Linked DNA regions of Homo sapiens: region 2 is linked to region 1. The links are chromatin loops, found by intact Hi-C in ENCODE. Cell type or tissue: sigmoid colon. All regions are shown on one strand.

Region 1 (8,000 bases):
ATTGGAATGATATTATTCATTCCTCACTCCTCTCTTCCCCTTGCCCCATTTCCAATTAGGCACCCAATCCCATTTCTGTTACTCCAAAATGGTCTTTGCCATCTTTGTTATTATGGTTTCACCTTGCCCTTGAACCACCATGGGTGTCTGATGGTGCATCTTCATTATTTCCCAGCCCAGATGAGTTCATCTTTCTAAAGTTTGACTCTGCTGCTGTCAAAATCCATTCTCTTTCTGAATTTACCCACACTTTTGTCTGGATATTAACTCAGTGTTTTCAAGACAATCTCTGATTTTTCTCTTCAATGTAACAAATTCTTACTCAATACTTAGTATGAGTATGTGCAAGTCACTGTATGAGGAGCTGCAGAAGTAGAAAGAGGAAGAAGTCTTTGCCTTCAAGGAGTACAATCTAACTTTAAGAGGAGACCATTGGGGATAAGACAGAAAGTTAGGAGAGTTAGAAAAGAAGATAAAAAAGCAAGGGCTCTCTCAGAAAGAAGAAACCACAGCATGTGTGTTGCATGTGTGTTTTGTGTGTGTGTGTGAGTGGTGTGTGTGCATGGTGTGTGTGTGTCCAGGACTGTGAAAAGTAGAGGTGGTGTTTGAGGAGGATTTTGACAGGGAGAAAGGAGAGCAGAACTTTCCAGGTGAAGAAAACAATTTCCACAGTGATGTAGAGATGGGAAAATACCATGCATATTTGGAAAAATAGTAATCCAGATTTGTGGGAACATAAGGTCTAGTGAGATCTAGTCTAACCAATTAATCTACATGATGAGAACTAAAATCCACATGTTTCTTTAGGAAATATAGTAAATGGTATAGCTTAGGACTTTGTCTTACACTTTAACAAAGCAGAGTGCTGTATATATTTATTTGTCAGATCACACACACACACACACACACACACTCTCTCTCTCTGTCTCTCTCTCTCTCACAGAGACATGCATGGACAGAAAACCATGCTGGGTAGTATAGTTACACAGACCTTGCTCTTGAGAAATAGCCTCTCGGGAGAAGGAGGGAAGGGTGAATAAATAATTGCAACATCATATGGTCAACACTATTAGTACAAGTAAAGATGTGTGCAATGCCCACAGCAGCCTAGAGGAGGGAAAGTTGGCATAGATTGTAAGGAAAGCTATGTAGGATAGCATTTGATTTAGGCCTTGGAGAATAAATACAAGTTTGTCAATGGAAAGGGGGAAAGCAGGGTGTTTTAGGTCAAGGGAACAGGAGTGAAAGGTGTGTGTGGTGTGGTGGGGGAGTGTGGGTAGAGCTTGAGAAAATGTGTTCATAGCAGGGAAAGTTGTCTTGTGGGACAGAGCAGTAGTCCTCAGTGCTGGTGATTTTGCCCCCCAATGGTTCTTCATGGGGGTGATTTTGCCCCCCAGGGTACATTTGACAATGCCTACAGACATTTTTAAATTGTCACACTCTTGCACGGGGAGGGTATGTTCTACTGGTATCCAGTGGATAGAGGCCAGAGATGCCACTAAATATCCTACAATGCACAGGATAGTTCCTACAACAAAGAATTCTCCCCTTCAAAATGTCAACAGTGCCAAGGTGCAGAAACCTCTGGCTAGAATGTAGTAGTCCCAGAAAGAAGCAGAAGGAAATAAGATTGGAAAGATAGATTGGTGTTAATTTGTAAAATGCCTTAAATGCCATATAATATACTGAAGGTTTCCAGAAAAGGTAAACATTGTATTTTCATTGATTTAATTAGTCTCATTCAATTAAACAATATTTGTTTATAGTATAATTCAATAAAAAGTGATAATGCTTATAGGTGACAAAAGAGAATTTTCTTTACAAAATTCTATAATTTTAAGCCTTGAGGTCATTTGAACAGAGACTTTCTAATGGAAAAGCATCTATTTGAATCCTTTCCCTGGTTAGTAGCTGGATTCCTCTGCCTCCGGCCACTCCTCCTGCCTCCACTCAAGGTATCATGGTTATTCATTGAAGCTTCTGGCTGAGTTGGCCCATAAAGCACAGGGCTGCTCAGGCGGACCTGGTCTCTTTAAGACTGTGACTAGGAACTCATCACTTGTTTAGAGTCACAGCTAGGTGTGGGTTCTCAGGAAAGACTGGCTGTGGTCCAGGACTAATACAAGATGTTTTGAACAGAAGTCTGGGGATCACTTTTTCTAAGCCTTATTTGTGTTGGAAAAGTTGAGTTCATATTATCATCACTTAATTGAGTCCTTTTTTCCCATACTCTTCCATTAGGAACCCCTGCGTCACCCCCTGAGTGGGGTATTAGACCCACTTTATAATGAAGAGGTTGATAATTGGCAGGAAGTTACTTAGGAAATACAGTGCCATCTAAGCCTATTTTCAACCTTTTGAACAAAGGTATCCGCCCAGAAATAATTTCCCAATGTGAAGGGGAGGAAGAAGATTATAGGGCACACCCTTCCTTCAGATTAAAGAAGGCTGCTTACTAAAGTTTGTACACTAGTGGTTCTCAAATCGTTAAGCTCAGGGAACATTTTCAAAATACTGGGATTTCTGATGGCACACTTAATGGGATTAAATGGAATCCACTGTGATTATCATACTACAATGGCATTCATACATTAAAGTTAAAAGGATACAACCTATGTGCCCAGAGAGAAAGAGAGGTTACAATTGAAAAAGTCAGACCATCCTCCCACCTTTCCACTCAGAAAGTGTATGCCCCATGGTAGGTTTGCCAGGTAAAATACAGGAGGCCAAGTTCATTTTGAATTTCAGATACATAATGAATATTTTTGAATATAAGTTTGTCCCATGCTAAACTCATTTATCGGAAATTCAAATGTAACTGAATACCTTGTATTTTTATTTGCTAAATCCAGCAACCCTCCTGAGAGAGCGTTAGATGGGAGTCTTCCATTCATTCCACCAGTATCTGTGCCCACACACTTCTCCTGGGTGAGCTTCTTGCTCCTTTAGATATGATTGTTGTTAACGATGCATACAACATGGCCCCTAAATCCAAGCCAACTACTTCAGCTAGTGTCAACCTAAAGAAATCACAATCTGTGTTAATGCTGGAGGGACTTACTGAGAGACGGTATGTTTGTCTCTGATATGGTACATTCCCTAAGTGTTTTTGTTATTTGGCAAACATTAATTGAGCATCAGAAATGTTCCGGGCACTTAGGATGGAACAAGAAACTAAACATTGCTGTTCTCATGGTGCCTACATACTTGTGGGAGGAGACTGTTCGATGCTCATTTTTATCCCAGAGTTGACCTGAGTTAGATGTGAGTTCATGTATCAGCTGCAACACACTTTAGGACCTTGTTATTTGAATACCTCTGCTTTCTGCCCTGATTATGTTTTCTCGTATATTCCTGAGGCAAAGTTCTTTCTATGCCAGCATCTCCCACAGTAGACCTTATGAAGATAGACAGCAATAAATACTGGTGTAAAAGATAAAGCTTTTAGGAACATGACTCTCTTAACTGAAAACTTTTTGTGTCTTGGCATGTGTGCATGTGCTTATGTGTGTTTGTGAGTATACAGATAATGCACAAATAATGGGTTTCCTGGAAATGTTGGTTGTACAGAGACTATCTTTCTTGATCATTTTTGTCCCCAAAGCAAGCACTTGAAAGAATTCAGTAACAACTTCTTGAGCAGAAAAGATGGCCTCTGCTCAGAGCTTGGTGCAGCAGCAGACACTGAAATGTGGCTTGGCTCTGTCTCTTGGCATAGTTCTAGGGTGTTATGTTCCACGAGAGGCCTTGGAGGGAGGAGGCACTGGTACCTTTTCAGAATCTCGTCAAATCAGGCACAGACTTGCTGGCAGCCACAGCAAAGGGATCTTACTGATCTTTGCCCAACTCTCAGGAGGTAACTGGCAAGACAGAAGAAAGCAAAACAAGCAACCAAATCCGAGGCCTTATAAATTTGACTTGGAAATTTTGTCTCAAGGCTGTCAAAGAGTAGAAATAATGATTTCATTTTCTCCAAGTCCCATTCTTGGGCATTTCGTATTTAACGCAGATAAAACACATTCGAGTACCTATCAACTTTTTTTCTTTCTTTTTTTTTTTTTAGTCTAGCCGTTCTCAGCATCAGGTGACTCTGCTCCTTGAAAATACATTTAAGTGATGCCATTCCTGTCCAAAACCACCACTGACTCCTTCTTCAGAGGGCAAGCCTTGAAATCATGTGCATTTGCCTGTGAGACGTTTCTCCGATTATCTGAAAATCTTCTGCCAGGGATAAGGCGATTTGTCTCCATTCTGTCTGAGGTTGCGGATCTTGGTTTGCAGAGGAGGGCTGCAACGTAGTAGGTTCCTCCACGTGGCTTCTCACTGAAGCCAGAATGACTCATTTAGAGAGTAATCTTGGTGCGGCCTCTTGCTGCCCTCTGGTGGAGAAAACGGGTATTGAACAAGCCATAACGACTGATCTCTGAGGCAAATGCTGTGAAGTGTCAGCGCAAAGGTCCACGGGGAATAATTACACTTCAAGCTATTATCTAAATGAACGGAGTTCATCTAAATGAATGGAGTTGGAACGGTTGTTCTATGAGAATCTGATTTCTCAGCAAGAGAAGTTTTAATTCCATCCCCTTTTTATTTCTGTTTGCTGCGAACTGGTTTCTCATTTCTCCACACTTGCTCTTCCTTTTCGTGAACAATCATTTTGTGTATTTTGAGATCATTATAAAATTCTTGTACGCTCATTTTAAAACATTTCCAGAAAGTGAAAGTCAGCATGTGACCCAGGAAAATTCTAATTCTTAAAACACTCAAGACTCTAAACTAGGGTTTAGACCTATATATTCAGATCTAATTCCAAACCAAAATTCATTTCAGAAGTTTAAATAAAACGTATTAGTCTTATGCCTTCTGAGTCTTTGATTCAAATGAGAGGCTTCTTTTTTTATTTTTTTATTTTATTATTATTATACTTTAAGTTTTAGGGTACATGTGCACAATGTGCAGGTTAGTTACATATGTATACATGTGCCATGCTGGTGTGCTGCACCCATTAACTCGTCATTTAGCATTAGGTATATCTCCTAATGCTATCCCTCCCTCTTTCCCCCACCCCACAACAGTCCCCAGAGTGTGATGTTCCCCTTCCTGTGTCCATGTGTTCTCATTGTTCAATTCCCACCTATGAGTGAGAACATGTGGTGCTTGGTTTTTTGTCCTTGTTGCGATAGTTTACTGAGAATGATTATTTCCAATTTCATCCATGTCCCTACAAAGGACATGAACTCATCATTTTTTATGGCTGCATAGTATTCCATGGTGTATATGTGCCACATTTTCTTAATCCATTCTATCCTTGTTGGACATTTGGGTTGGTTCCAAGTCTTTGCTATTGTGAATAGTGCCACAATAAACATACATGTGCACGTGTCTTTATAGCAGCATGATTTATAGTCCTTTGGGTATATACCCAGTAATGGGATGGCTGGGTCAAATGGTATTTCTAGTTCTAGATCCCTGAGGAATCGCCACACTGACTTCCACAATGGTTGAACTAGTTTACAGTCCCACCAACAGTGTAAAAGTGTTCCTATTTCTCCACATCCTCTCCAGCACCTGTTGTTTCCTGACTTTTTAATGATTGCCATTCTAACTGGTGTGAGATGGTATCTCATTGTGGTTTTCATTTGCATTTCTTTGATGGCCAGTGATGGTGAGCATTTTTTCATGTGTTTTTTTGGCTGCATAAATGTCTTCTTTTGAGAAGTGTCTGTTCATATCCTTTGCCCACTTTTTGATGGGGTTGTTTGTTTTTTTCTTGTAAATTTGTTTGAGTTCATTGTAGATTCTGGATATTAGCCCTTTGTCAGATGAGTAGGTTGCGAAAATTTTCTCCCATTTTGTAGGTTTCCTGTTCACTCTGATGGTAGTTTCTTTTGCTGTGCAGAAGCTCTTTAGTTTAATTAGACCCCATTCGTCAATTTTGGCTTTTGTTGCCATTGCTTTTGGTGTTTTAGACATGAAGTCCTTGCCCATGCCTATGTCCTGAATGGTAATGCCTGTTTGAAGATGACATGATTGTATATCTAGAAAACCCCATTGTCTCAGCCCAAAATCTCCTTAAGCTGATAAGCAACTTCAGCAAAGTCTCAGGATACAAAATCAATGTGCAAAAATCACAAGCATTCTTATACACCAATAACAGACAAACAGAGAGCCAAATCATGAGTGAACTCCCATTCACAATTGCTTCAAAGAGAATAAAATACCTAGGAATCCAACTTACATGGGATGTGAAGGACCTCTTCAAGGAGAACTACAAACCGCTGCTCAAGGAAATAAAAGAGGATACAAACAAATGGAAGAACATTCCATGCTCATGGGTAGGAAGAATCAATATCGTGAAAATGGCCATACTGCCCAAGGTAATTTATAGATTCAATGCCATCCCCATCAAGCTACCAATGACTTTCTTCACAGAATTGGAAAAAACTACTTTAAAGTTCATATGGAACCAAAAAAGAGCCCACATCGCCAAGTCAATCCTAAGCCAAAAGAACAAAGCTGGAGGCATCACACTACCTGACTTCAAACTATACTACAAGGCTACAGTAACCAAAACAGCATGGTACTGGTACCAAAACAGAGATATAGATCAATGGAACAGAACAGAGCCCTCAGAAATAACGCTGCGTATCTACAACTATCTGATCTTTGACAAACCTGAGAAAAACAAGCAATGGGGAAAGGATTCCCTATTTAATAAATGGTGCTGGGAAAACTGGCTAGCCATATGTAGAAAGCTGAAACTGGATCCTTTCCTTACACCTTATACAAAAATTAATTCAAGATGGATTAAAGACTTAAACGTTAGACCTAAAACCATAAAAACCCTAGGAGAGGCTGTCTTCTTAAGACTTTTGCATACAAGTTACATTTCAAGAGAATACGCTTATTTTTTAAGCTCTAAACATGAGAAAATTCTCAAAAAGTATATCCAGGTAGAAGCATGCAATTTTAATTAAAATCTACTACTACTCTTCTTAGAATCAAGGAAAAATTTTGGAGACTAGAATGAGATATTAACACATTATGCATCAGTGTATGACTGATCTTTCAAATGCGTTCCAGTGCCCTCTAGAGCTGTTGTGCTTTTTGAATTAAGAAATTCTTCTTTTTTTTAAAATTTTTATTTTTTTGAGATGGAATTTCGCTCTTTTTGCCCAGGCTGGAGTGCAATGGCATGATCTTGGCTCACCGCAACCTCTACCTCCCAGGTTCAAGCGATTCTCCTGCCTCAGCCTCCAGAGTAGCTGGAATTATAGGCATGCGCCATCACGCCTGGCTAATTTTTGTGTATTTTCAGTAGATATGGGGTTTCTCCATGTTGGTCAGGCTGGTCTCAAACTCCCGACCTCAGGTGATCTGCCTGCCTCGGCCTCCCAAAGTTCTGGGATTACAGGCGTGAGCCACTGCACTCAGTCTGAATTAAGAAATTCTTAATGCCAGGTTAGTGATAGGTTCCTATAGGAAGGATTTTTTATTCATGAGTTAATTCATTTGGTTTTTATTCAACAAGTATTCCCTGAGCACCCACATGCCAGCACTATGGAAGATGAATTCATCACCTGCATGAAGGTGCTTACAGAGCTGAGAGTAAATGTCTTGAGAACAAGGCAGACCATGGGCAGCTCACAAGAGAGGTAGAGGTAAAACGAGATCAGAATTCAGAGATGAGGGCTGGGTGCGGTGGCTCATGCCTGTAATCCTAGCACTTTGGGAGGCCGAGGCGGGTGGATCACTTGAGGCCAGGAGTTCGAGACCAGCCTGGCCAACAGGGTAAAACCCCATCTCTGCTAAAGATACAAAAATTAGCAGGGCATGGTAACACGTACCTGTAATCCCAGCTACTCAGGAGGCTGAGGCAGGAGAATCTCTTGAACCCGGGAGGCTGAGGTTGCAGTGAGCCAAGATCACACCACTGCACTCCAGCCTGGGCTACAGTGTGAGACTCGTCTCAAAAAAAAAAAAAAAAAAAAAAAAGAATT
Region 2 (8,000 bases), 460 kb before region 1:
TGTTGGCCAGGCTGGTCTCGAACTCTTGACCTCAAGTCATTTGCCTGCCTCAGCCTACCAAAGTGCTGGGATTACAGGCATAAGCCACCGAGCCCGGCCTACACTCAATATTTGTATGTTGATCTTGTATCCTGCAACTTTGCTAAATTCACTTATTAATTTTAATGGCATTTTTCTTTTCACATATTCTTTTTTTTTTTTTTTTTTTTTGAGACAAGGTCTTGCTATGTTGCTCAGTCTGGTCTCGAACTCCTGGCCTCAAGCAGTCCTCCTGCCCCAATCTCCGAAAGTGCTGGGATTACAGGTGTGAGCCACCACGCCTGGCCTCTTTTTACAGATTTTATTGAATTTTTTTACATAGACATTCACTCCACTGGGAATAAAGATATTTTTCCTATTCAATCTGAATGCTTTTTATTTATTTTTCCTGTCTGATGGCACTAACTAGAAACTCCAGTACAATGTTGAATAGATGTGGTGAGACTAGACATCCTTGTCTTTTTCTGATCTAAGGAGGAAAGCATCCAGTCTTTCACCATTATGCATCGCGTTAGATGTAGGTCTTTTGTAGATATACTTAATCAGGTCGAGGAAGTTCCTCGCTATTTCTAGTTATCTGAGAGGTTTCTATTAAGACTGGATATTGGACTCCTTCTTTCACAAAACATTAGGACACAAACACAATTTAACCAAGTTCTTACCACTTAAAAACCAGGTTTGCGTATTGTCCAGTTTCCAATATTTTATTCCTTATTTCCACCTGAGACCTCATCAGAATTTCGTTCACTGCCAACACTTTGATCATGACCACTTAAGACAGAGGCTTTTTTTTTTTTTACAGCTCTTCTCTCCTTCTGAGCCCACACTATCGCATCCCTTTATAGTCCAGCCTTTCTCCATTATCCAGTTCCAAAGCTGTTTCCACATTTTTAGGTAATCGTTACAGCAGCACCCCATTTCTCAGTACCAACTTCTGTTTTAGTCCATTTGGGTTACCATAATGAAATACCTTCAAATGGGTAACTTATAAACAACAGAAATTTGTTTCTCATGGTTCTGGAGCCTGGGGAATCCAAGATCAAGGCACTAACAAATTTAGTGTCTGGTTTCTGTGTCCTCATATGGTGGAAGAGGTGAATCCTGTGTCTTCACATAGCAGAAGGGCAAAACGGGCAAAAGGGACAAACAGGCTTCCTAAAAGACTCTTTTTTAAGGGCACAAATCCCATTCATGATGAGCAGAGCCTTCATAATCTAATCACCTCCTTCCTGAAAGCCCCACCTTTTAATACTATCACATTGGCAAATTGTCACATAGAAAGTTTGTGGGGACACATTCAGACCATAGCAATGGCTTGTTTAGAAGTGTATTTTATTCCCCAAATTTTGAGGGATTTTCCAAGAATCAGTCTGTTATTGATTTCTAATTTAATTACATTGTGGTCAGAGAATGTATCTTGCATGACTTCAATCCTTTTGAATTTGTTAACATTTGTTTATGGTCCAGATTATTGTCCATCTTCTAAACTTTCTGTATATGCTTAAGAACCATGTGTATTCTGCCAATTATTGGAGTGTTTAATAAATGTCAATCAGGTCAAGATGGTTGATAGTGTTGCTCAAGTCTCTTATAACCTTGTTGATTTTCTGCTTATTTGCATTATAAATTATTCAGAAAGGGGCATTGAAATATTTGACTATTGTGGATCTTTCAATTTCGCATTGCAGTACTATCAGTTTCTGCTTCATATATTTTTAAGTCCTGTTATTAGATGCAAAAATGTTTAGGATTGTTATGACCTTTTGATTAAATGGTTCTTTTATTATTATTAAATGATCTTCTTTATCTCTGGTTATATTCTCTGCTCTGAACTCTACTTTGTTTAAAATTGATAAAGTCACTCCACTTTATTTTCACTAGTGTTAGCATGATATATCTTTTTTCCATCCTTGTATTTTAAACTTATTTGTGTCTTTATATTTAATGTTTCCCTTCTTATAAGCAGCAATTTAAAAAATTCAAGATTTTAAACAATCTCTGACAATCTGACAATCTCTGCCTTTTATTCAGTGTGTTTAGACAATTTACATTTAATATGATTTATGAGTCTATCATCTTGCAATTTCTTTCCTACTTCTCTCTTTTCTTTGTTTTTTCTTGTTTTATACTTTTAGATTAATCAAGTATTTGTTTCGTTATCCTTTACATGACTTTTGTAAGCTTTTAACAATAACTTTTATTATTTAGTGGCGGCTTTAGGGTTTATAGTATACATCTTTATTTTATCATAGTCTACCTTTAAGTGGTATCAGGAATAGTATAAGGGTCAGGCGCGGTGACTCACACCTGTAATCCCAGCACTTTGGGAGGCCAAGGCGGGCAGATCACCTGAGGTCAGGAATTCAAGACTAGCCTGACCAACATGGAGAAACCCCGTCTCTATTAAAAATACAAAAATTAGCTGAGTATGGTGGTGTGTTCCTGTAGTCCCAGTTACTCCGGAGGCTAAGGCAGGAGAATTGTTTGAACCTGGGAGGTGGAGGTTGCAGTGAGCCGAGATCGTGCCACTGCACTCCAGCCTGGGTGACAGAGTGAGACTTTGTCTTAAAAAAAAAAAAAAAAGGAATAGTATAAGGATTCTAGGTTGATAGCTTTTTTTCTTTGAATATGTTTGAACTGTTATTCTGTCTTCTTGCTTGTTTTGATTCTAATGAGAAACTGATGTAATCCTTAGTTTTGTTCTGCTGTATACGACATGTATTTTTTTCCTTGGATGCTTTTAAGATTCTTTTATCACTCGTTCTGAGCAATTTGATTATGAAGTATTTTGATTAGCTTTCTTCATATTTCTTATGCTGAGCTTCTGAAGGCAGGTCTGTGGGTAAAGATAGTGACAGAAGGATTAAAATAATGATGGGAGCTTAGGGAAGTTCTCTTTTGAATAATTCAGTGTAATCAATGCAGTAGGAAGCAAGGTCATTGTGTGAGAATGAGGATAGGAGACAAGGCATTGGGTATGAATGAAGGTATAAAACTAATATGTAGGAAAATCAATGAACAGGGACCTGTAATGAGATGTTCAAGCATCTTTAAGGTCCTACTTAACATCAGTAATCATGAATTTAAAGTCAGCATGATTGGGTGTTTTTTTTCAGATTCAGCTGCATGGGTGCAAGCACTTAGTAAGTGTAAAGTAGGGATGGCTAATATGGTCATTTTGCCAAGTGATTACAGCAATTTAGAGAGGGGCAGGGAGTTGAGGATGCAAGCAAGTGGATGATTGTTGATTATTAAATATATCTACATCAAACTTCCTCAATCAGAGTGAAAACTATTAAAGGCAGTACCTTTCCTCTAGAAGGTTTTGGGCATGTATTTGCAGACCACACATGGGTGTATTGTAACAGCAGAAAGCAAGGGGCTAGAGGAAATTGTCTTACCAGAGCAAATAAACTCTGTTTTTGAATCAAGTGCTTTGTAAAGTTCTTAACGTGGTCCACGCAGCTCTGACTGTCGTGGATCCAGCCTATCAGGGCGCCTCCCCTTCACAGCAAGTTCCCACTGTTCTCTAAACTTCAGACACACTGGACCTCTTCCTGTCCCTTGCATTTTCCACATCTTTGCACATGCAGCTCCCTCTGCAGGAATGCTTTCCCCTTCCCCACTGGCCTATTCATGTCTGAGCTTTCCTGAGTAATTCAAATATTACTATAATAATAAGCTAAGTATTTGGTTAGAGTGCTTCCTTCTTAGCACTCGTCATAATTTTAATGTTTTTGTCATTGATAACTGTCTGTTAATATGCTGTAAGTTTCCCACCTTGCCTGTTTTTAGCCCCATAGAACCTAGCTCTCCCGCACATTTGTAGGTTGTAATAAACAACTTTTTTTTTTTTTTTTGAGACAAGGTCTTGCTTTGTCGTCCAGGCTGGAGTGAAGTGGTATGACTGTGGCTCACTACAGCTTTGCCCTCCTTGGCTCAAGCGATCCTCGCACCTCAGCTTCCTGAGTAGCTGGAACTACAGGCGTGTTCCCACGCCCAGCTAATTTTTTAATTTTTCGTAGAGACGGGGTTTCGCCATCTTGCCCATGCTTGTCTCAAACTCCTGAGCTTAAGCAATCCTTCTGCTTCTGTCTCCAAAAGTGCTGGGATTCCACTACTAAAGATTTGTAAACAAATGAATAGAGATGAAAGCAAATTAAGTGATATGTGAAGTCTGGTGAGGAGAGCAACATCTTTCTTTTGGAGAATTCTCGAGGCACCGGCTAATGCTATATGCCTATTCTTTTTTTTTTTTTTTTTTTTTTGAGACGGAGTCTCGCTCTTTCGCCCAGGCCGGACTGCAGTGGCGCCATGTCGGCTCACTGCAACCTCCACCTCCCAGGTTCACGCCATTCTCCTGCCTCAGCCTCCCGAGTAGCTGGGACTACAGGCGCCCGCCACCTGGCCCGGGTAATTTTTTGTATTTTTAGTAGAGACGGGGTTTCACCGTGTTAGCCAGGATGGTCTCGATCTCCTGACCTCGTGATCCGCCTGCCTCGGCCTCCCAAAGTGCTGGGATTACAGGCGTCAGCCACCGCGCCCGGCCTGCTATATACCTATTCTTTAATAATTTGCCCTGAACCTTGCAGAGGAACCTCTCTCCCTTAGACTCAGGACCCGAGATAGGCTTTGGGAGGCGCCTGCGCACTGGGCTCGCCGGATATACGCAAGGGCGTGGGGCGGAGCTCTGGTAACCCAGGCAACAGCCCGGAAGCCGCTGGCTGGGTTAACCTGTGGCGCGCTCCGCGGTTCCGGCGCCTGAAGTTTTAGCTGCGGTGGCGGCGGCAGTCGGGACCGACTGCAAGGCAGGTTGAGATGATGGATCTGAGGCTTGCAGCTCGCAGTCCCAACGAGCCTTAGGGACCAGGGCTACCAAAAGGGTGGGGAGAACGGTGGTGGCATCTGTCTGTTGCCTGGGATCCAGGCGCCCGGTTGGGGAATCCTTACTTCAGGAAGCGCAGCCGCGGCTCTGTGTTTTGAGAGTGCAAGTACGTGTCAGGGTGCGTGTCTGGGTATGTTTGTGCGTGGCGCCAGAGCACCTCGAGTATGCGCGTGCGCACCGCTTTCGGGAGCTTTTGCACAGAGCTGGTAATTGGGGGTGCTCGATTGTAGCGTTGGGGGAGTTCACCGTGTAGCAGGAGAGAGGCAAACTATCCAGGGTGCTTTGGGACCGGGAGCGTCATTTAAATCGATGGATGTCAGAGGGGCTTCTCAGAAGGCTCCTCCTGTGAGTTTTGAGGAGTCCGTGGAAGTTAACCCAGTAGAGAAGAGAGTGAGCCTAATGAGTGTTCCAAGCAGAGGGAAAAGAATGGTTGCAACTGTGTGTGAGGCGAGAGCTTGGTTTTAGGATTTGCGGGAGATGTGAGAGAACACTGGAAAGAAAAGTCAGCCGGGCCATATGGGGGAGAGGGTCTGAATGCCAAGCTGAGTTGGATTGCTTTTGACAGTGGGGAGCCATCCGAATCTAGAGGAAGTAGGTAAAGGGTTCAGATCTATTCTCTATCCATGTATTTAGGTAGGATTGATTCAACAGTGTTTGGAAAGAGTTCTTGTTTCTCTTTGATCAGTTTTCCACACCAGTCAGAGTGGATTTACTAAGTCCAGTCATAACTATCCCTTTTAAAATTCTTCAGTGGTTTCCTATGGTCTTAGGTGTTCAGATTGCTGTGGCTCACAAGACTACAATCTGCTGTCTGCCTTTCTTCCTTTAACCTCTCACCCTCTCAGATCTTTGTTAATTGAACTGAACTTCTCAAACTCTTCGTAAATGCATTTTCCCTTGCCTGGAATATTCTTTCCCCTGCTTCTAACTTTTATTCGTATTTTAGCTCTCAGTGCAAACATTTTTGGGGGTATTACAGAGAGGAGAAGCTTTTACTTACTGCATAGAGTTAGTTAGGTACTTTCATGGCACACAGAATTTACTTCCCATGCTGCCCTTTTGTTGTAAATACTTGTTTAATTGCGGTCCTCTTAGAAACTCTTAACTCTGCAAGGGCATAGACTATTCTACTTTCTTGTTATATCTGGTGCCTCGCTTTTAGATGGTGCTTCAAAATATTAGTTACATTAATAGATGGATGATGAAGTCAGTGAGTGAAGAGTGAAAGGGAGACTAATTAGAATAATGAGAGCCTGAACAAAAATATTTTTAGTAGAGATGGAGAAGAGCGGGCAAGAGAGATTTTTAGGGAAAAAGTTAATAGATTCTGTTATCTGATTCACTAAGAGATAAGGAACAGAGGTGATGCTGAGGTTTTAAATTGGAGCAACTAGGATTGTAATTCTGTAAATTCAGCTTAATTGAACATATTTATCGAGTCAACCAGTTATATATCAGCAAGTAGAGATTTGGGGTATGATGATGAGCTGTATTTTGATATACTGTATTTGTGATATTTGGGAGATGTATATAGTAGGTAGTTAGAAATGAGCATTTGGTGTTTTTGTTTTGTTTTTGTTTGTTTATTTTAAGAGACAGAGCCTCACTTTGTCACCTAGGCTGGAGTGCAGGGGCGCCATCGTAGCTCACTGCAGCCTCCAATTCCTGGGCTCAAGCAGTCCTCCCACCTCAGCCTCCTGAGTAGCTGAAACTATAGGCACTCACTGCCACTCCTGGCTAATTAAAAAAAATTTTTTTTTTAGAGACAGGGTCTTGCTATGTTGCACAGGCTGGTCTTGAGCTTCCTGCCTCAAGCGATCCTCCAGCCTCAGCCTCCCGAGTTGCTGGGATTACAGATGCGAGCCACTGTGTTTGAAGTTTTGAGGAAAGGTGTGAATCATTGATTTGGGACTCATTTTCACAGTGTGTTTGTTTGTCCATACATTCATAGCTTTGCTCAAGGGAGTTGGTGAGGTCACTGAGGGAGGATGTGAACTGCCCCTTTGTGATCAAGAAAGCAGCTCCATGAGAGCTGGCACCATATTAGACTTGTTTACTAATATCTTAGTTTATTTAGTTTACTTAGTTTACTTGTTTACTTGTATCTCTAATGCCTAGCCAGTGCCTGGTGTGTGCTGCACTCCCCCAAATAATTATTGAATGAAAGGAGAGGGTATCTAATGGAAAGACAAGAAGAATGAGAACTGAGATAGAACTGGGTGGAAATCCTTGATTAAATTGTTTGTGTGGAGGAGGACAATAGAGCCTGTGAAGAAAAGGAGAAAAGAATAGAAGAGGCCAGGTGTGGTGGCTCACGCCTGTAATCCCAGCACTTTGGGAGGCCAAGGCAGGTAGATCACGAGATCAGGAGTTCGAGACCAGCCTGACCAACATGGTGAAACCCCGTTTCTACTAAAAATACAAAAGTTAGCCGGGCATGGTGGCAAGCGCCTGTAATCCCAGCTATTCAGGAGGCTGAGGGAGGAGAATCGCTTGAACCCGGGAGGTGGAGGTTGCAGTGAGCTGAGGTCGTGCCACTGCACTCCAGCCTGGTAACAGAGCAAGACTCCGTCTCAAAAAAAAAAAAAAAAAAAAAAGAAAGCTTTTCAGTGCAAAGGTGGGGTCAGAGTTTTTGTAATTAATAAAACTTGGAGGTAGAACTAAGGATTAGTAAATACAGGTGCTAAAGTGTACCTTTTCATGAAGCTGGATGGCAAGAGAAGGGCAAAGATGGGATAGCAGCTTAACTATACCTGTGTTATCCTACTGTACACAGGTAGTAAATTACCACAGATTTAGTGGCCTAAAACAATTACTATTTATCATTTCACAATTTCTGTGGGTTGTGAGTTTGGACATGGCTTAGTTAGATTCTTTGCTTAGGGTCTTCCAAAGCTGTAATCAAGTCGTTGGCCAGTATGCATTCTCATCTGGAGTTTTAGCTTCTGAATAAGTAAAATATTCTAAATGTAACTTGAAATACTTTTCCCCCCATTTTTAAGAGTAACATAGGTCCATTATAGAAAATTTGGGAAATATAAAAGCAAACAGAGGTAACCCAATTCTGGCAAAGTTT

Evidence for each region. A loop is a pair of places that touch in the nucleus more often than their neighbours do. Peaks named below come from ENCODE experiments on the same cell type or tissue, not always from the same donor. Only the 100,000 strongest peaks of a DNase experiment are listed, where the experiment ranks them.
Region 2: a loop joins it to region 1, with 4 times the contacts of the local background. A loop is called at or near these places in 2 of 110 quality-filtered maps.

Annotation. Positions count from the first base shown.
Region 1 is chr3:113,047,769-113,055,768 of GRCh38, reverse strand. All of the region lies in intron 1 of NEPRO-AS1 (NEPRO antisense RNA 1), which reads right to left. LOLI1 (lncRNA oncogene in liver cancer 1) reads left to right here. Exons shown (of 3, transcript NR_189285.1): 3 at 4,064-4,856. Among named protein-coding and RNA genes, the nearest start is that of RMP64, 32 kb to the right of the region's middle. RefSeq lists an enhancer at 4,066-4,245. In sigmoid colon, a CTCF peak has its summit at 4,394 (motif pointing left); DNase peaks (open chromatin) are centred at 3,768 and 4,348; H3K4me3 peaks cover 512 bases.
Region 2 is chr3:113,511,927-113,519,926 of GRCh38, reverse strand. It overlaps SPICE1 (spindle and centriole associated protein 1), which reads left to right and starts at 4,771. Exons shown (of 18, transcript NM_144718.4): 1 at 4,771-5,030. SPICE1-CFAP44 (SPICE1-CFAP44 readthrough (NMD candidate)) reads left to right here and starts at 4,771. Exons shown (of 52, transcript NR_183050.1): 1 at 4,771-5,030. RefSeq lists enhancers at 3,429-3,478, 3,539-3,588, 4,099-4,148, 4,855-4,904, 4,965-5,084. In sigmoid colon, no CTCF peak of the experiment used is centred here; DNase peaks (open chromatin) are centred at 3,543, 4,706 and 4,966; H3K4me3 peaks cover 2,152 bases; H3K27ac peaks cover 1,442 bases; H3K27me3 peaks cover 133 bases.